2 separate regions of the Homo sapiens genome follow, and region 1 is linked to region 2. Evidence: chromatin loops called from intact Hi-C (ENCODE). Cell type or tissue: heart left ventricle. All regions are shown on one strand. Links, peaks and the distances in the headings refer to the core of each region. The heading gives the core; the rest is flanking DNA. Region 1 overlaps LHFPL6 (LHFPL tetraspan subfamily member 6). Region 2 overlaps LOC112268119 (protein SPT2 homolog).

Region 1 (8,000 bases), core at 1-8,000, 260 kb after region 2:
ATCAGCTAGGGCTCACACAGAGTCAAGGTAGGGTCAAAAACATTCAGTCTGGGACCATATCTAGAGGCAGTTTCTCCTGCAGGTAGCATTAGTTATCTGTTCCTCAAGCAAGCTTATTTTAGACATCACATTTCCACATCCTTAAAGAAGATGCATTGCCAAAGGTGCCAAGTGTGGTTTCATTGCCTCAGGAATTGGGGCTGTCAAGTCTTTGCAAGGTGCAGACCTTTAGCAATTGAAACCATGCTGTTGAACATGGGCATTGTCAAAGTAAAACTTTGGCTGAATTAAATTTAAAGGAGTTTAATTGAGCAATGAACAATTCGCAAATCAGGCAGCCCCCCTGTATCACAACAGATTCAGAGAGACTACTGGGGTGCCTCATGGTCAGTACAAATTTATAGACAAAAAAGGAACGTAACATACAAAAATCAGAAGTGAGGTACAGAAACAACTGGATTGGGTACAGTTTGGTGTTTGCTTTATTTGAATATAGTTTGAACACTCAGCAGTATATGAGTGGTTGAACTATGGCTGCTGGGACTGGCGAAGACTCAGCAATTATTACGGGTGCGTACTCCTAAGTTAGGTTTTCAATCTTGTCTGCCTATTAAGCTAGGTTATAGTTCATCCACAAGGACTCAAATATAGAAGTACAGAGTTATTCCCAGGACATATTTAGTTCACTTTAACAGCATGTAGTCTTCTAAGAAGACTGGCAAATTGAAGGGGTAAGGTAAAATATGTTTTATTTTTTTCTCGGGCATATAAGTGCCAAGACAAGTACTATTTAACAAATGAGAAAAATGCATTTGATTAAGATCTTTTTTTATACATTATCTGAGCACAGGAAAAAACTCTGGAATCAGTTTGACCCAAGTTCCGAGTTCAAGCTTTGCTATTTATTTGAGATAATGGGTAAGTTACTTATCCTTCAGTTTCTGCATCTTCAAAGTGAGAATAATGTTGGAAAGTATAAACAGATCAAGGATCCTAGACAAAAATGATTAAAGGAGAGACCCCTTCATAACTTGTAGCCCTTCACTTGCTGTCTATATATGACAGCTGTTATATGACGATTAATTTTGTATTTCTATTCTTAGCACAAGTATAACGTCTGATATCCATTCATGCCACAAATGTGTATCGGTTGTTGTGATCAGGTCATCATACTGAGTGCCCGAATAGAACATTGAAATAAGCAGACAGTCACACTTGGTAGGCTCCAAATTGTTAATTGAACAAATTAATGAAAAGGCAGAGGTTAAACTCCAGTGTCCTTAAAAGATGAAACGATCACTGGAATTCCATTGTTATATGTAATAAGACTGGATTCTTTGTACCTCTCTTTCTGTCTCTATCACTTCCAAAAGCTATACTAAAAACTAATTTGAGCCACCGTAAGAAATCAGCAACATCCCTCCCCACCCCTATCTCTACTCTGGGGCTGCCCTGGAATTCCGCCACAGTCTTTTTCTGTCGACTTGGCAGGTGGCTATGGTATGCTGCTTTCTGTCCCATTAACCTCTATTTTATCTGTCAAGAATAGTATTCCCCATTGTTGAAAGCAGTAATTTGCCAACCAAGCAAGCTTGGAGTCCTGTTTGATGGAGCATTACGGAGAGCAAAAGGGAAAGTTTAAACAGATTTCCTTCTCTAATTTCCTGAAAGGATCACAGACAAAACTTGCCCTCTGGAAAAATGCTTTCTGTTTGCATTATAATAACAAGCATTTATTGCCATGACAGGCATAGAGGGAGGCCATGGAAGAATGGCCCTGTATTTCCTGGTTTTATTTAGTTTCATTACTACTCATGAAGAGTATGCAGAAACACTTTTTTTCTATGACTGTAAAACATGGTGCTAATTTCTTGTTATTGAGCACATAGGTTTTAACAATAGGATCATGCTCAGAGAGAAAAATCTATTTTTCCTTTTCCTTTGGAGAAGTTCAAAGTGACAAGCCTGTGCCTGGTAAACCTTTAATCTCTCACAGAATTCTGGATGTTTTGCTTTCACATTTATAGTTTTATGAAAAAATCCTATTGTATCTGGTTTATTTCATTGAACTGAATTTCTACAAAACATGTGTAATATACAAGGAATGTTTCAGAATAATACAGCTGATGTGAGTGATATGAACTGGAAAGTAAGCTTCATGAGACCAAAGACTCTGTCTGTATTGTTCCCGGCTGCGTTTCCAGCTTCTATAACATAGCAAAACAGGTAGCAGGAGCTTAAGATTTATTTGTGACTGTTAAATACCTCATATTCCTACCCAACAATACAAATGACAGTTTCAAAGAGGGAATTTTCAGGCTTCAAGCTCCGAACTCTAGAGGTGGTCATACCCAAACCCATCCCTTGCTTTACACCCAAAATGGGATCCATCTCTTACTTGAGCAATACTTTAGCAAGACCCAAATCTGTCTGCATTTCTCCATTATATTTCCCATCCCCTCACTCCAAGCATACTGTTCCCTGGCCCCCCACATTCACGCTTGGCTCACTCCTGAACATCTGCAGGTCTTGGCTTAGATCTCACTTCTAATTTAAGGCTCTCTTTCACTGACCTGACCGCACTACGTAGATCACTTGCAATATGCTGCCTTCGCATCCTGGATTTTTTTCTTCAAAGCACATATCACAATTATCAGTATAGAAATGTCTCATTATTGCTTAATGCTTATTTCCTTGACTAGACAATAAGCTTCTTGATAGCAGGAATTATATTATTCCCAACAAAGCTCCCAGTACCCAGTGATTCATTCATAGTTGGAGCTGGCACTCACTGAATGTTTGTTGAATCAATGAATAAATTGAGAGAGGGAGCGAGGAAAGGAAAAAGGAAGGGAAGAAGAAAATCAAGAATCAGGGTTGGATGACAGTATTTTTTCAGATTTGCTTAAATTCTATTGACACACCTTACTCTAACTAGACTGATCTTGACCATTTTTCTCAAAAGACATGTATGCATATGTACTTTTGTATATTTTTTGAGGCTACTTTGATTGGCTGGCTATATCTCAATATAATTTGTAATACTAGAACAAATTCATATTAAATCACTTTTTGAATTAATAATTATTTTAAAAATTACTTAGTAAATGAAAAAGCCTTCATGTCTTAAATGAAGGACTCTTTTTCTTTTAAATCACATTGAACATTAACAGCTCATTTTGGACCTTAACCAGTTGTTGAATTTTAATCCCAAATTTTGTAAATCATACACACAAACTTGCATATATGTCTGATTGGTGGCCATATTTTCTTATATCCTCAAACATTTTCTGCTATTATGTTACACTCTTTAAAGATCTTTGCTTAATTTTCTGCCAGTTTTCATCTGATAGACATTTAGCCTGATACGTTAACTACCTGTTTTATGACATAAACAGGAATGGATCCAGATAACAATGACTAGAAATTACAATTACACCTGAGCAAGACAAGGATTTGCCCTAGGAAGAGGGTAGTGTGGGGAGAGTGGGAGAGAGCTGGTGCCGAAAGCTCTGCTCTGCCTCTCTCAGGGGATAGCAGGGCTTGGGTAGGCGGGTGGGGTGGCTTAGCTTCTGACAATGGTAGAAACTTACAGATCCCTTGACAAAGAAAAGCAAGAAAGTCTTTGTTCATTCACTCCTTAGATCTGGTTCCCCAGAGTGCATCCTGAGATGAGGATTTGAGTTCAAGTGATTGAGGAAATGTGCCAAGGAAAAAACAGTGGGGAAGTGGAAAAGCAAGGTAGGGAAGGAGTAAACACCCAGCAGGGTGCAGTTTGTCATGAGGGTTCAGCCTCAGCCTGAACTCACAGGGCTGGGAACATTCATTATCATTACACTGCAGACTTTGTTCCACCCGGAGGGAAGAAAGCCCGGTGTGCACACTCCAGTACAAGTACATCGCTGGCTGTGGGTCACACCAGGGGGCACTTCAGCTGTCAGAGAGCTGGGACAGAGTAATGCCAGTCACTCATGGGTCCTCTGAAGAGCGTTGCAAATATAAGCTATTGGGAGCAAAGCACGAACAGAAGCTGGAGATTGAGAGTCCAGAACCAGCAAAGGGACAGAGAGGAACTGGCTGGAGAATCTACAGCATCGGCTGTAGCTCCCCTGCCACTTACGAGACCCTGAAGCTTAAACTTCTGCTATTTTATTGACTTCTCTGCCAAAAACAAAAGCAAAACCAATACTATCCTCTCTCTCATTGTCCTCTGATAGCCAACCCTTTACTAGCTTCTTTTTCCATCTTTGTTTAATAAATGTGTCTACTGTCACATACACTGTTTTCAAATAATTAGCCTCAGCAATTTTTTCTTAAGTGCCAAATAATTAATAAAGAATTATATACTCTACTTTTCATGTTAGGTCATAGAACTATGTATAGGTCAATACATTATTAATAATGAACAATTGATTGTATTCTGTGTTATGAGCCCAGTGCTAAACAGATGGACCACAAATTTTGCCAACTCTTTGAAATGTTCTACACGATTGGCCATCTCTTCTCTACCTATTAATTAATTCCCCCTCATAGGTGTATTTAATCTAGCTAAAGAATAATTCAAAATGGAGATTATTCCCAAGACTCACAACCACATTAGTTCATGGTTGTCAGCAAATCTGACCTGTGAAGGGGGACTCGGTTACCAGTGAAAAATGCTTATTCTATCTGTATTAATGGAGGTCATTGTGCCAGTGAGACCTACCCAGAGGTGGAGAGGTGATCTTTCAGAATCTGTTACCCCGTTAAATTTAGCACACTCTCTAGATGAGGCCGGAAATACATACTTGGTTTGGGAAGTTCTCTCCAAAATTTCAGTGCCAAAACAGGACACGAGTTACTCTTAAAATGCTAGACTTACTGTTTTTCAGGTATTAGCTGCCTGCCCGGTTTGCTTCCTTTCTGCTTTTCTTTTACCTTGCCTTTCATTCAACAATTATTTATTAGGTGTTTACCAGAGGCCTGGCATTTCCACGATCTGGAAGTAGAATTTCTGGGTGGAAGGAATCACAAGTGTGAAGCTCTCATGTCAGCAACAAGGCTGATGTGCTCCAGAAAAAGTGGTCAGTGTGGCCAGAGACAAGACACAGGAGAGAGTGGTCATGAAGTGTGAGAGGTCAGCAGACATTTAAGCCCTCATAGGCTATAGGAAGGACATTGATTTTTGAGAATTCATTAACGGGGCTTTTTTTTTTTTTTTTTTTTTTGGAGACAGAGTTTTATTCTGCCATCCAGGCTGGAGTGCAGTGGTGCAATCTTGGCTCACTGCAACCTCCGCCTCCCGGGTTCAAGTGATTCTTATGGGTGGGCCACTTGTGCTAATTTGCTCTGTGTGCTTGATGTCTGTGTGCTTATGTAATGGCCTAAGAACTTTTAAGATGTGGAGGCTCTTGATCAAATTTGCCCGGCTAATTTTTGTATTTTTAGTAGAGATGGGGTTTCACCATGTTGGCAAGGCCAGTCTTGAACTCCTGACCTCAAGTGATCCAGCCACCTTGGCCTCCCAAAGTGCTGGGTCATTACAGGGTTTTAAGTAAGAGCATGGCTTGATCTGATTGATTTTTAAAAAGACAGCTGCCTACTTTGCTGTTGGTGATGATATGAGTAGAAGCAGAGAGACAAGAAAGCAATGACAGCAGACGAGACTGCCTGGGGGATGATCGGGCGTTTGAGAAGGGGCAGGACACAGGATAGATATAGGGGAGAGTGGCAGAGGACTTGCTACTTATTAAGGAGAAGTCCTGGAGCAGCTTATTAAACTTTCCCTGGCCTCAGTCTTCCCTTCTGAAAGATGAGAATGATACTCATATACCTACCACATTGTGTTCCTATGAGAATTTAAGCATTAATATTTACTCCATGTAAAGCTCCATGACAATTTTGAGAAAATGGTAATCAATACACATTTGCTTATTTTTTAATTATTCATTGGATGTGGAAAGGGAGAAATCAAGGATGACACCTAGGTTGAGGACTGAACAACATAGCTTGATGTCTGTGTGCTTAGGTAATGGCCTAAGAACTTTTAAGATGTGGAGGCTCTTGATCAAATTTTGCTGCTGTTGACTCATGGTGACCACAAGCCAATAACTCCCTTAGCTCTGTCTTGCGTTGCCTTTTTATCTGCGCCTGGGGCACATGCTAACTACTTCTCCAGTAAACGTCCAGTGAAGATCCAAAGTTTAATTGCACATTGTACCTAACAGTCTTGGAAATTTTCAGCAGGGAAGTTATTAATTTTTCACAAATGAACAAGGTAAAAGTGGCTGTGTTCCGCGGTGAGCAGGTCTATGCAAACCCCACCCCACAGGGTGAGAGGCTGAGAAAAGAGGTGAGGAAAGAGGCTGACACGTCCAGTTTCTCAGAAAGAAACATTTGATAGGGACGTACAAACAGAAGCCATGTCTCTGGCAGCTGTGAGATGGTGGATCTTTGCACCTGCCCTCCAGAAAGCAGCCTTTACATAGCAAGCTTTTAGGGTACAGACAAGTGCAGCTGGTCACATCTCACACTTCCTTGCCAAAACTTGTGACCTCTAGGGAGATGAGATAAACGTCTTTATGAAAGGTTATCTATGCCATAGGCATTGTTTCTTTATGGGGGGTTATCTACGCTGTGGGAACACTTCGGTATGCAGTAGTCAAACGCTGGTTGTCATTGAGGTTTCACTTCAGTGTCACTCTTGCCAAGCAACAGGCTGTTTTCCTGCAGACTGACTTGTGAAAAGAAGGGATGTGATTTTCTTTCTTTTTTTTTTTTTTTTTTTTTTTTTTTTGAGATGGAGTCTCGCTCCCTGACCCAGGCTGGAGTTCAGTGGTGTGATCTCAGCTCACTGCAACCTCCACCTTCTGGGTTCAAGTGATTCTCCTGCCTCAGCCTCCTGAGTAGTTGGGATTACAGGTGCCCACCACCATGCTTGGCTAATTTTTGTATTTTTAGTAGAGACGGGGTTTTGCCATGTTGGTCAGGCTGGTTTCAAACTCCTGACCGCAGGTGATCCACCCGCCTTGGCCTCCCAAAGTGCTGGGATTACAGGCATGAGCCACTGCGCCCAGCCCCGTGATTTTCAATCTATGGCCTTTATGTTCAGTGACTGTGAAATCCAAATGTCTTGGTGTTTATGTTTGTATCTAATGTAATGCAAAGCAAGAACCAAAAGGAGGAACATGGTTGCTGTTGGAGCATCATCTGATAAGATGGTAAGACCGGCTGAAAAATGAATTAGAATTGAAGCAGAAAGTACAGTGTCCAGTATAAGATATAGAGGCCTTCTTTACTGTGCACACAAAAAGAATAACTTGGATGTCATTAAGAAAGAAAAAGCTAATGAATGCAGAAATCCATTCCATTAACCCATCTGGGGACACCGACCTATTCTTGGGATCTAGAACCCAGATTTGAGCCCTGGCTCACTTTATTCCAAATTATAAGCATATGACTATGGGTAAGTCACCAACTTCTTTAAATGCTGAGAAGCTTTTTTGTCAACCATGTTGAGCTAGTATTCTACCTTATAATGTTGATAAAAGAATTGACAAAGACAATACAGATAAATAAATCTACTTACATATTTTTAATATTTTGGGTTTGTTATGAATATTAAGACTAATCCAACTCTGAGAAATCAGGACCCACTTGGATGCTTGTCATTATATTTTCATTTAAATGACACTTTATCTTCAAGGTGAGTGTTGATCCCAGAAGAATCTGGGAATTTTTGTTTTCTGATTCAGACAGTAGAGAGTAAGTCACTTGACCATTCCACATAAATGGCAGTATTCACCTTAGCATTAGCCATTATCCTTCAAATGGGTTGCCTCCTCAAAGTGGCCCTTTTGCAGAAGGATTGCATCAACATTTATATTTTTTTCCCTAAAGTACTTTGTTACGCAGGTGAGCTTGGGTGATGTAAGTTACAATTAACTCCTTCATCTCCTATCCTGGTTGCTGCCATTCTTCTCTATTTTTGGCCAGGGTGTGGATATTGGTGGAGGAGACTA
Region 2 (12,520 bases), core at 2,659-10,658:
CTTTCCACTACTGCTTCTGCTTTTATATTCATGCTAAATCTGTTTTGGCTCTAGGTAAGGTTAAATCCTTCTCCCACAATCTGGATTTTCAGGTTCCCCAGTGGGGATGTGTGTTTGGAGGCAGGTTTGCCCCTCCTCTCACACTTTGGGAACTCACAGCTTTTCACCTGTCTCATGGAATTTGCAGTGGCCTGCTACTTCTTTCAAAGGATCTGTGAATTGTTTTGGTTTTCCTGGTACTTTTCTGTGGTGGTTCCTGGAGCAAAAGTCCATGGCGTGAGTCTCCACATGTTCTGTCTTTCCAAATGGGAGCTGCACGTTAGCCCTGTCTCCGATCCTCCATCTTCCTCCTCTCTCTTCTTTATTAGAATTTAAAGATAAGAAACTTGTTGTGAGGAGTAGAAAACATTTTGAAGATGATGCCAAGTCCTGTGGGTGAGTTCTGGCTTTGCATTTAACTCCTTGTATGACTTTTAGCCGGATAAAACTTCTCTGAGTTTGTTTTTTCATCTCTAGATGGAAATAATCCCATCTGGCCTGCCTCACATGGCTGTTGTGGAAGTTTACATGAGAAAAAAATATCTGAAAACACATTCTAATCTGTGCCATGTCCATCAATGTGAGGTGTAGGTGGGCATATTGGCTCATGCCTATAATCCAGCACTTTGGGAGGCTGAGGAGGGAGAATCTCTTGAGGCCAGAAGTTTGAGACCTGGGCAACATAGGGATGCCCAATCTCTATTAAAAAAAAAAAAAAAAAAAAGAAGTGAAGTGTTATCCACAAGAATGTCCAGCACAGAGAAAGACATAGAGCAAGTTCTTAATATACATATATTTTTTAAATTGTATCTTGGAATACTTGGAAATTTACGGAAAATTTGCAAAGATAATACGAAGAGTTCCCATACACCCCTCACTCAGTTTTAGTTTCCCCTAATGTTATCATTGTTATACAATGGTAAATATGTCCAAATGAAAAAAACCAACATTGATACAGGACTATTAACTAAATCCTATACTTTCACCAAACTGATATCCCAGTTTTTCTCCTAATGTCCTTTTTCAGCTCCAGGATCCCATGCAGAATACTATGCTGCATTTAATCCTCAGGTCTCTGTAGTCTCCTCTGCTCTGCAACAGTTTCTAAGTCATTCCTTGATTTTCATGATTTTGACAGTTTTGAGGAGTTCTGGTCAGGTATTTTGTAGGACAGCCCCCAATCCGGGTTGGTCTGTTGGAGTCATGGGATTTTGGAAGGAAAACCATGATGCTGAAGTGCCCTTTTTTCATATAATATCAGGTGTAGTTGGTGTCCATATGACATTATTGGCAATGCTCACCTGAGTCACTGGGTTAAGGTAGCATCTGCCAGCCTTCTCCACCGAAAAGTTACTATTTTTCCCTTTCCATACTCTAGTCTTTGTAAGTGAGTCATTCAGTGGAGTCTATCTTCAAGGGTTAGGGGGATAAATTCCACCTCTTTGGTGGAGTGGGAGATGGGGAAATATATACCTATATTATTTGGAATTCTTCTGTAAGGAAACAGTATTTTTTTTTTTTTTTTTTTTTTGAGATAGAGTTTCACTCTTGTGGCCCAGGCTGGAGTGCAATGGCACGATCTTGGCTCACTGCAAACTCCGCCTCCTGGGTTCAAGCAATTCTCCTGCCTCAGCTTCCTGAGTAGCTGGGATTACAGGTGCCCACCACCACACCCCGCTAATTTTTGTATTTTTAGTAGAGACGGGGTTTCATCATGTTAGTCAGTCAGGTCTCGAACTCCTGACCTCAGGTGATCCACCCACCTTGGCCTCTCAAAGTGCTGGGATTACGGGCATGAGCCACCATGCCCGGCCAGGAAACAGTATATTTTAAACCATCGAATAACAGGAACAATATTGATTGATATGAGGTTCAGTTTTTATTCTCTGCTTACTTAACTTCTGGTAAGAAAGCTAAGATTAACCTTTCAGACAATAGGCAGAGTGCAGGTGGGGGAATGAAGAGTCACTAAAGACCGAGAAAACCCACAAATTAGAGAATAAGCCTCTTTATGCCTGAGAGTTGACTGTCATTCCAGCTACCCCATTGCCAAAGAGCAGAGCTTCCTAATATGGGAAAGCATACTCCTGTGATAACAGCAGATGTCGCTATTGAGTAACGGCCGTGTAGCTTCTCCCTCACGGGGTCTTTGCCTAAATACTAAGCTCTTGCTGTAGACTGAAGAAGCAACATTCTATACCTATCATTTAAATTCTTCCCTGGAAGATATTTTAAAATTTAAATAAGAAACATAATATTTATTCAGTTTCTGCAAACTGATCAAAGTAAACACTGTGTGGGGGTTTCTATATCAATTCTAAAGTCTGATATAGACTATTTTAGTGGAAACATGGGTAAGTATTCCATTTAATTTATTGTTTTGTCAGTAGACTTTCTTAAACATTTGATACTCAGATGTATCTCTATTCTTGCAATGATAAATATGGACAACAATATGAAGAATTAGAAGGTCACGGATACTTTTGAGACAGTATGTTTTGTATTCTATCCACAAAACTCATTTTCAAAAATAATTGTTAGTTAGAATTGATATAAATCAGTTAGGGCTATTGATTGCATGTATGAGTTAATGTTATTTAAGAAGGATTTCAAGATTGTACTAATGAACCCAAAGTACTCTATGGAACCCAAAGTGCTTTCACATCTTAAAGTTACTTAGTAGGACCATCTGGGCCTCAAATTGTTGAGTCCAGTATTTTCTTTGTCTCTGCTAAGGTGGCTGCTAAACTGGATTGTCAAGATAGGCTCAGAAATAGGGAGGCAGAAAGAAAACAAAGTTAGAGTTGGACTTGATTAGAGCAAGAAAAATCTCACTTTTGGAGGCTTTTCTCTCAGAATTCTTTTTTATGTTTTATTTTTTATTTTTGAGACAGAGTCTTGCTCTTGTCGCCCAGGCTGGAGTGCAATCACGCGATCTCGGCTCACTGCAACCTCCACCTCCCAGGTTCAGGTGATTCTCCTGCCTCAGCCTCCCAAGTAGCTGGGATTACAGGTGCCTGCCATCACGCCAGGCTAATTTTGTTTGTATTTTTAGTAGAGATGGGGTTTCACCATGTTGGCCAGGCTGGTCCTGAACTCCTGACCTCAGGTGATCCATACACCTCGGCCTCCCAAAGTGCTGGGATTACAGGTGTGAGCCACCGTGACCAGCCCTCTCTCAGATTTCTTGAGCTCAGAGTAAACATATATTTCTATCACTTCTCCATTGTTTGATTTTCATTAAAATGTATCAAAGTATCAGACATCATGTCCATTGAGAAGTCTTTATTGGCCACCATTTTGTTCAAGATAGTAAGCTGATCAATACATCAAAATTAGGGTACTGTTTGATGTTTTTATTTCTATGAAAAACTTGGTCAGAATTTGTCTTTTCTTTGAAAATAAACTGTGGAAAACATAATAGATTGCATGTTGAATAATCATGTTTTTAAAAGAAGGTTCATATTAGTTTCATATAACAATTTATCTTAAAAGGGTAAGTCAGACATTTATTGTAAGTTTGACTGTGTTGGATTATTTCTTGCTAACTGATCCTAGAATAATAAAAGAGAAAACTTATTATTGATACAATAATAGCCACCATTTATTGAGCAGTTGCTACATGTCAGGCATGGCTTTAAGTATTTTACATATATTATCTTATTTAGTCTTTAGAATAACTCTATGGGCAGAGATTATTATCTCTACCTTGCCCATGAGCATATTGAGTTTTAGACACAGGCTAAGTGTATTAGTCCCTTTTCACACTGCTGATAAAGACATACCTGAGACTGGGCAATTTACAAAGAAAGAGGTTTAATTGGACTTATAGTTCCATGTGGCTGGGGAAGCCTCACAAACATGGCGGGAGACAAGGAGGAACAAGTCATGTCTTACATGAATGGCAGCAGGCAAAGAGAGAGCTTGTGCAGGTAAATTCTTGTTTTTAAAGCACCAGGTCTCATGAGACTCATTCACTATCACAAGAACAGCACAGGAAAGACCCACCCCCATAATTCAATCACCTCCCACCAGATTCTTCCTACAACGCATGGGAATTGTGGGAGTTACAAATCAAGATGAGATTTGGGTGGGGACACAGCCAAACCATATCACTAAGTAACTTACCTGAGATAAGAAAACCAGGGAGTGGCAATGCCCAAATCTGCCTCCTCTAAACTACACCTGGCCTTCCTCTCACAGGAGGTATTTCTATGGCTAAATCAAATTCAGATCAATCCTGTCTTGGTAGCAGCAAATCATTATGCTATTTCTGATGCTTCTACTTAAGTTTATTACATGTCAACACTTGAAGAAAATCTGAAAAAAGCACGTAGACAAAAAAATCTTTTCTTTTTAATATTAAACAGAAAAAAGCAATTGGAATTATGTTCATTGTACTATGTTATGTTTAGGGTCTTGACCTTAGCATGCTCCTGGCAAACCAATTGTCCCCTATAATTCATCTTAAAAGAGATTGTCAGACATTTACTGTAGATTTGAATGTATTGAACTGTTTTTAACTAAATAACTTCTAAGATGGCAGAATAGAAATTATGAAGAACCTGGGTAGGGAAATAAATGATTTAAAACTGATGGTTTGGATGAATTTAGTACATTTGGATGCCTGACATCAGATTGTTCATCGTTCTCCAGCACTGATTAGTACTGATTAGTGTAATGGAATTATTATTATGGCTTTAAAAAAATTAAAGAGTATTATTTTATCTAAGTAGTATATGAATAAGAAATGGGAGAAAAGTTAATCAGTGGCACAATGGTGCATTCATTCACCTATATCCCTGCTGTGGTTTGTTTAATCTTCAAAAAGTTTATCTCACGTAGCTAACATACTACAGCAAGAAATTTTCTGATACCAACCTGACTGGCTATTGGTAATTACTTTATCAGTCTCATTCCACAAACTTTATGTAAATCATTGCTATAGGCTGAATGTTTATAACCCTCACAACATTCAAACATTGAGACCTAACTCCCAATGTGACGGTATTCAGAGGCAGGGCCTTTGGGAGGTGGTCAGGTCATGAGGACAGAGCCCTCATAATGGGATTAGTGCCCTTATAAAAGAGATCCCAGAGAGCTCCCTCGCTCCTTCTGCCATGTGAGGACACCACAAGAGAAGACAGCTGTCTATGAACCAGGAAGCTGGCCCTCACCAGACCCTGAATCTGCCAGTGTCTTGATCTTGGACTTTCCAGCCTTTAGGACTGTAAGAAATATATTTCTGTGTTTAGAAGGCACCTGATTTATGGTATTCTGTTATATTGTGTTAAGTATTCTGTTACATATATTCATGGTATTCTGTTATGGTATTCTGCCGTTAAAAGTAATGGCAAAAACTGCAATTGCTTTTGCACCAACCTAACAGCAGCCCTAAGGAACTAAGACAACCATACAGCTTTGTTGGGAGCAGAGAACAGAAGGATGATCAGATTCCTCATTTTATACTGTTACTTGTCCAAAATCAAGCAACAATTTAACAGCTACATCAAACTCAGAAGTGGGTGTTCCTGACTTCTACCTTAGTGTTTAGATGTGGCATTGAGCTTCTTTTTGTGTCTCCCTCTTTTCTGTCTCTTTATATACAAAATTGCAAGTTAGGAGGCATCAATCAAACGCCGGATGTTTATTCTCGGTCTATTTAGCCAGACCCAAAGGCTTCTTTGAATCAAGGAAATCAGGCTTTTCCTCTCTTTGCTGCACCATAATTATTTGTTTTCTAAGTTATATCCAGGTTGAAATAAGACTTGCAATGTTTTCAGATCAAAAGCAGTGTAAGTAAAAACTTAAAACTGTGAAGTAAATACCTCTACATAATTTCTGATTGAGAATCATGACCATGAAAGAAATAATAGCCACATATACGAAAACAAAGGCAAAGGAAGAAATATAATTAAGCGACAGGGAGCTTATAGCAAAGATAGAACGTGGGCTTCTCCTGACTTAATGCCACTTTCAATATACCTATACTAAGCCAAGCCTGTGCCCATGTTAATGTGTTAAGAGTAGAGACATTTGAGATACTAATCAATTAACAGAAAAGTCAGACAAAATTAAGCTGAAATCTAACCTGTATCCCTACACCTAGAAGAGAAATTACTGAAGATTCAATCTCCTTTTTGCTGCATTTCTGCCACTAGGAGGCGCCTGGTATAAAGAAACAAGTACTTAACAGTCAGGAAAATTGCATTACAATCCAAGCACTGTCATTAATTCAAGCTCTACCAATTGCTAATATGAATAAAGGAACTGATTCATGTCATCTAAGGCAAATGATCATATATAATGGTGAATAATTTTATTAGATAAAGACACTGTTGAGAGTAAATAGGTTATAATAGACGTGATATTTGAGTCATAATTAGCATGTTGAAGATCCAGTCTCAGAATTTGAACTCAGGTTTCTGACTCCCCATGTAGTGTTCCTTCCGCTCCTGAAGGCAGTGCATTCTGATTATGATGGTCAGAAGCCCGTTCTGAGTCTTCTTGGAAAAGGTAGATCTCTCTGAAGGCAGCTGAGCAGTGTATTTTTATATGCTTTTCTTTAGACCAGGAGTTATGTGGGATTCTTATTTTAACATTTTGGCTCAACGTATCTCTTTAAGGCAATATAGAATTCATGCTAAATAGATGAAAATGTGTTGTTCTTAAAGAGGTTTCCTTTCTAATAATATACTTTAAATAAGATTACTTTATGTTTTTAAAAAGGAGACTGACATTTGAGCTAGTTAATTTTTTTAGAAAGGCACAAATCTAAACTCCCTTAGCAAGATAACTTTGTTCTTTAACTGGGGCAAGGGGTGGGGCTCAGAAAAACTCTTATAGTGCCTTTGGTCATGATCACCCCCAGAGGGTGAACAACAGGGAGACACAGGGTGAATGCTGAAATGCCAAACAATACAGAGAACAGAAGAAAGACTTACCTTTCCAAGCGCAGCCTAAGAGAGAGGTGCCAAGGGGCTCAGAAAAAGTTAGGGGTGCAGGAGAAGTCATTGAAGGAGGGAGAGGGACTGGCCTGGCTGTACAAATTGGCAGTAGGCAGAATTCCCTGAGGAGACAGCAGCCTGTGTGAAATCCCCCATGGCAGGGGTTCTAGGATTAGGAGGCCCAGTATTCCATTTTGGGTGAACTGCTATGAAGAACCAAACTGCAATCCCCCTCCCTTGTCATCCTGTAAGCCTTTAGGAAAACCGCTACCTGGTATGGTCTTACTTGGGAGATAAAGAAGTCTGTTACCACTTGGGATTTACTAGGATAACTCTAGGATGAGACAGATGTGAGACCCACAGCTCAGAGAGAGGAGACCAGGGTTTCTCCAAGGAATCTGCAGAAGTGCAGGGGCTTCACCGGATAGGGGTGTGAGCTACTGCAGAGTGTCAAGTTGACCCAAAGTTAGGCCTTTGCGACATGTTAGGCTCAAAGTCAAGGTAGCATATGAAATTTTAGTCTTCTCTCTCCCTCTCCTTCTATTCTTCCTTCCCTCTCTCCATCTCTGTCTCCTTTCCCTCTCTCTCCCTCCTCTCCAACTCTGCTGTCTAACTGCTGATATGGTTGATGTTGTATGCTGCTCTCAACTCTACTCTTATTGTATCTTCTGCTTCTTGTCACCTCACCCTTGCTCTTTAGCTTTTTGTCACACAGACATAGATCTTTCAAAGGCAAAAGTAGCCAAATATAATAGCATCTCTTTTCATCCAGTCATTCACTCTAACTGGCAAATCAACCAAGTACAGTGTTTAAGATGCAATCTTTGACAATTTAACTCAGTGCCAACTGCTAAAAATTAGTTCCTACTTTTCTTTTTTTTAAATTATTTTATTTTATTATCGTTTTTTAGGAGGAGTCTCACTCTATCACCCAGGTTGGAGTGCAGTGCAGTGGTGTGATCTTGGCTCACTGCAACCTCTGCCTTCTGGTTTCAAGCGATTCTCCTGCCTCAGCCTCCCGAGTAGCTGGGATTACAGGTGTGTACCACCACACCTGTGTAATTTTTTTTTTTTTTTTTTTTTTTTTTTAGTAGAGATGGAGTTTCACCATGTTGGCCAGGCTGGTCTTAGCTCCTGACCTCAAGTGATCCACCTGCCTCGCAGTTCCCTCTTTTCCACATGACTCCATAGTACAGCCCTGGTGTAGCCGGCATATTGGTCAATAAACAGTAATATTTCAGCAAATATTACACTTTTTTTTAATCTATATACCCATAATATTCATCTTTCTACATATTATGGAAAAATAAAAACACAAACCAAAAAACATAGTCATAATGTTGAAAAAAACAGAGATGATTTTTGACCCTGGAAGAAAAAAATAACTTAAAAGCAGCAGAAGCATGACCCTGATTCAGTATTAAACGTAATTATGTACTGCTTTAAAATGCAAACTGGGTCACGTAGCAAAAGTATATATATTACGTATTATGGACATTTTCAATTTTGATGGTTTAATATGAAGTATTTGCTATGTTAAATCTGATTTAACGCTTCACTTTTTTTCTTATAAATAAGTTATTAATTTAATATTTATATGCTACTTTAATTCATAAAAGAATAATACATAGAAACTCTATGGCACTTCATAGTCCAAAGTAATTTGCAAACTTTAAATGAATAATGCAGACAGCAACACTGGGAGCAGGTCACAGACGGTATCTACCTCATTTCCATGAAAGCTCCTGGGGAATTCAGTCATACAAATCACTATGTTTAGAAATTGTATGTAACTAGACAAATACAGTTTCTATGGGGTGGGGGGTGTCTTGCGTCTATCAAACACATGAAAGAAAGTTCATCGAAAATGAAATGGGCAACTCCGATTTAATAGGATGTTGAGATAGCTATGGTAAATATATGCATACAAATAGGAGAGTTAGCATTCTAAAAGCAATGCACTATCTCACTCATAGACTACTGGAGATGGAGTGCAGGAAATCTGAGAGATCACTTGTCCCCTGAGATTTTTCCCCCATGTATATAATGGACTCATTGCAGTAAAATGTCATAGCAATCAATGCCCCTTTAAATTAGTCTTGAGAAGGGATTTGTGAAGGGAAAGGGCAATTTAGAAATGAAGAGAAGTGTAATCCCAGCACTTTGGGAGGCTGAGGCGGGCAGATCACGAGGTCATGAGATCGAGACCATCCAGGCTAACACAGTGAAACTCCATCTCTACTAAAAATACAAAAAATTAGCCAGGCATGGTGGCGGGTGCCTGTAGTCCCAGTTACTCGGGAGGCTGATGCAGGAGAATGGTGTGAACCCCGGAGGCGGAACTTGCAGTGAGCCGAGATCGCGCCACTGCACTCCAGCCTGGGCGACAGAGTGAGACTCCGTCTCAAAAAAAGAAAAAAAAAAAAAAAAAAAGAAAAGAAAAAAGGAATGAAGGGAGGAAGGAAATGGCAGAATGGAGGAACTTACTATGATCTCCAACTATGTTTTTTTAAACCTTGTTCACTGCATCTGTACTGAAAACTGTGATGGTAGGTTTTCAGCTGGTGGAGCATTTCTTGGGATATCTCGCAGCATGTGTCGAGGAACAAATCATGTATTTTTTTATTGACAAAGAAATGATGAGCTCCACATCCAGGAGAAGTTAAGGAAAAAATCTCTCCTCCCTGCCCCTACTTAAAGCCTCTCTTTTGTTATCTACTGGTTCTCATTTGGACCTCCCACCTGTCTGCATCTCTCTCTTGCTGGTTTGTATTTAAGAGGAACCTTTTCGTATCAGGCTATTTTATAATGCTGAGAATTTCTGTCTCTCTGAATTGCTCAAAGTTGAGACTTTAAGAATAAACATTTTATAAGCCATTTTCATAGCTGTTCCTGTTTCTATTGCCACACTTTAAGGAGGGTCCATCTTCTGCAATACACACTGTGGACAATGAATGCCTCCCCAGCCACTGTTTGCTTGAGAAATTCTCCCTCAACACTGTTATGTTCTTTCCTGGTTCTGTTTCATGTCCCCACACTCTGTGCCTTTGTTGTGGTGCTGGCCTCTTGAGTGTAACAGAAGAGTTGGTATGAATAGTGTAGCAGGTAATAACAGTGACTTAACCAGGTGAGGATTCTTGATCTTACCCCAAGAGAAGTCCAACAGCCTAGTGCAGATAGGGAAGAAGCGGACTCTTTTCACCACTTTGCTCCATCATGGTTCGTGTGCTGGCTTTCCTCCTCATGCCTGTTGCTTCATGGCTGCACAATGAATGCCGGGCTGCAAAGTGCTATCACAACTGTTCTCTGGGCTGGAAGAAAGAAGAGGTGGAGGTGATGGTACCAGCACCCTTCAATGGCCAGAACTGTCACATGGTGTTTCTGGAATCTCTAACCAGGTTTTTCCTCTGCTTTCACACCAACACAGTAACAGTCAACACAGAAGACTTCTGTGACCCCAAGGTATGGGATATTTCCCCACCAGCAAACAAGCAATCACCTCCGCAGCAAATACCAGCTGGGTGTCCTCCAGTTCTATTCTGACAATATCTACCTAGAGATGGCATCAGATCCCATAGATTGAGGCCTCGGTCCCCAAGACTGCCCCTGTCACCCCACATCAGTCACAAGTCTGGGCCTTCAGAACTTCTGACAAACTGGCTTCAAATTGGGGTTTGCATGACCCCTTCTTTGGGTTCAATTAATTTCCTGGAGCAGCTCACAGAACTCAGGGAAACACTTATGTTTACCAGTTTATTATAAAAGGATATTACAAAGGAAACAGATGAAGAGATGCACAGGGCGAGGTATGGGGAAAAGGGTGTGGAGCTTCCATGCCTTCCTGGGGCACACCATCCTCCAGGAACTTCCAGTCCTCTTGGTTTTGTTTTGTTTTGTTTTGTTTTTGAGATGGAGTCTGGCTCTGTAGCCCAGACGGGAGTGCAGTGGTGCGATTTGGCTCACTGCAACCTCCGCCTCTTGGGTTCAAGCTATTCTCCTGCCTTAGCCTCCTGAGTAGCTGGGACTACAGGTGCACACCACCACACCCAGCTAAGTTTTGTATTTTTAGTGGAGATGGGGTTTCACCATGTTGGCCAGCCTGGCCTTGAACTCCTGACCTCAGGTGATCTGCCCACCTTGGCCTCCCAAAGTGCTGAGATGACAGGTGTGAGCCACCACGCCAGCCCTCTTGAGTTTTTTTGTTTGTTTGTTTGTTTGTTTTTGAGACAGAGTTTCACTCTTGTTGCCCAGGCTGGAGTGCAATGCTTGGTCTTGAACTCCTGACCTCAGGTGATCCACCCGCCTCGGCCTCCCAAAGTGCTGGGATTACAGGTGTGAGCCACCATGCCAAGCCTGCCCTCTTGGGTTTTTATGGAAGCTTCATGATGTCACCATTGCTTTCCTCAGGATATGGGGTGGGTCCCTCTCAGGGGAGGGTCCTAAGACCCACAGTCAGAAAGGAGGGGGAAAGATTAGAGTACTGCCTTGGGGCAGGTGAAAGGAGAGCAGAAGCAGGTTAGAGAGGTTCTGTTTCTTGAGGTCTGTTCCTGAGGCCTAACATACCCAACACTGTAACAAAATACTGTAACAAGGGCTATGGGTGTTGGGAGCTAGGAACTGTAGACAAAAATTAATATATATCATAACACACACATCGCCCCTCAAATTTCAAGGGAGGCTAGGACGTGGAGATTTTAGCTTTCACTGCTTTCGTAGGAGATAACAATGTAAAAGAAGTGAGTTGGAAATGATATCAGCCAAACTGTAGTGTTTGCCACAATTGTGGACAGACTAAATCCCTTTCCAATCTCTCTCTGGTAGTCAGAAGTGATTGATTTCATTATGTTCTCGATATTTCATTATCATGCTCCTTCCCTAATTTCACATAGCATACCATTTGTTTAAAAATTAAATACCCACTCTGTAGGCTGCATTAGAACAAGGATAGTAATCACGATGATATTGATTTGTTCATTAAATCCCACAATTACTGTTTGATTATTGAGTATCTGTCTACATTGCCAAGCACTGAGATACAATGTTCACTGATGTATATTTCCTCTCATTGAAAATGTCTTATCTATACCATGCTTTATCAATTAGGAATGCTTTTAGCTACTAAAAGGAGAAAATTCAACTCATAGTGATTTAAACCATATTAAAAATCTATAATTTACTTTTTAAATAATTCAAATGGAGGTGAGAAGCTCTACAATGTTAGATCACTGGGAGTATGTCTCTGTGACCCCCCACCTGGTTACAAGAAGGCTGCTAGAGCTCTAAACACCTTCAAGAATGTGCCCGAAGACAGTCATGATGGTGAGAGAACTATTCTCTCACGTCTCCTTATTTTATCAGAGAATACAATCTTCCCCAGAGGCCTCCTTAGCAAACTCATTGGCTACAGCAGGATCAAGTGGCCATTACTTGCTTTAAGGGATGCTAGAAGAGTATCTGGTGAGAAGGGAGAGGGGATTGTGAATTAATACTGGGTAGCCAACCAAGAGTGTTGTCATAAACACTTTATAGCTTTC

Evidence for each region. Peaks named below come from ENCODE experiments on the same cell type or tissue, not always from the same donor. Only the 100,000 strongest peaks of a DNase experiment are listed, where the experiment ranks them.
Region 1: it touches region 2 in a loop (3-fold over the local background); 7 of 110 quality-filtered maps call a loop at or near these places.

The regions. Positions count from the first base shown.
Region 1 is chr13:39,344,288-39,352,287 of GRCh38, reverse strand. All of the region lies in intron 3 of LHFPL6 (LHFPL tetraspan subfamily member 6), which reads left to right. Among named protein-coding and RNA genes, the nearest start is that of LHFPL6, 250 kb to the left of the region's middle. In heart left ventricle, for the core only: a CTCF peak has its summit at 3,912 (motif pointing right); a DNase peak (open chromatin) is centred at 3,907; H3K4me3 peaks cover 797 bases; H3K27ac peaks cover 1,711 bases.
Region 2 is chr13:39,605,907-39,618,426 of GRCh38, reverse strand. LOC112268119 (protein SPT2 homolog) reads right to left here. Exons shown (of 4, transcript XM_035861111.2): 4 at 9,431-10,297. The coding sequence ends at 10,228. Among named protein-coding and RNA genes, the nearest start is that of LHFPL6, 9.0 kb to the right of the region's middle. In heart left ventricle, for the core only: a CTCF peak has its summit at 6,195 (motif pointing right); no DNase peak of the experiment used is centred there.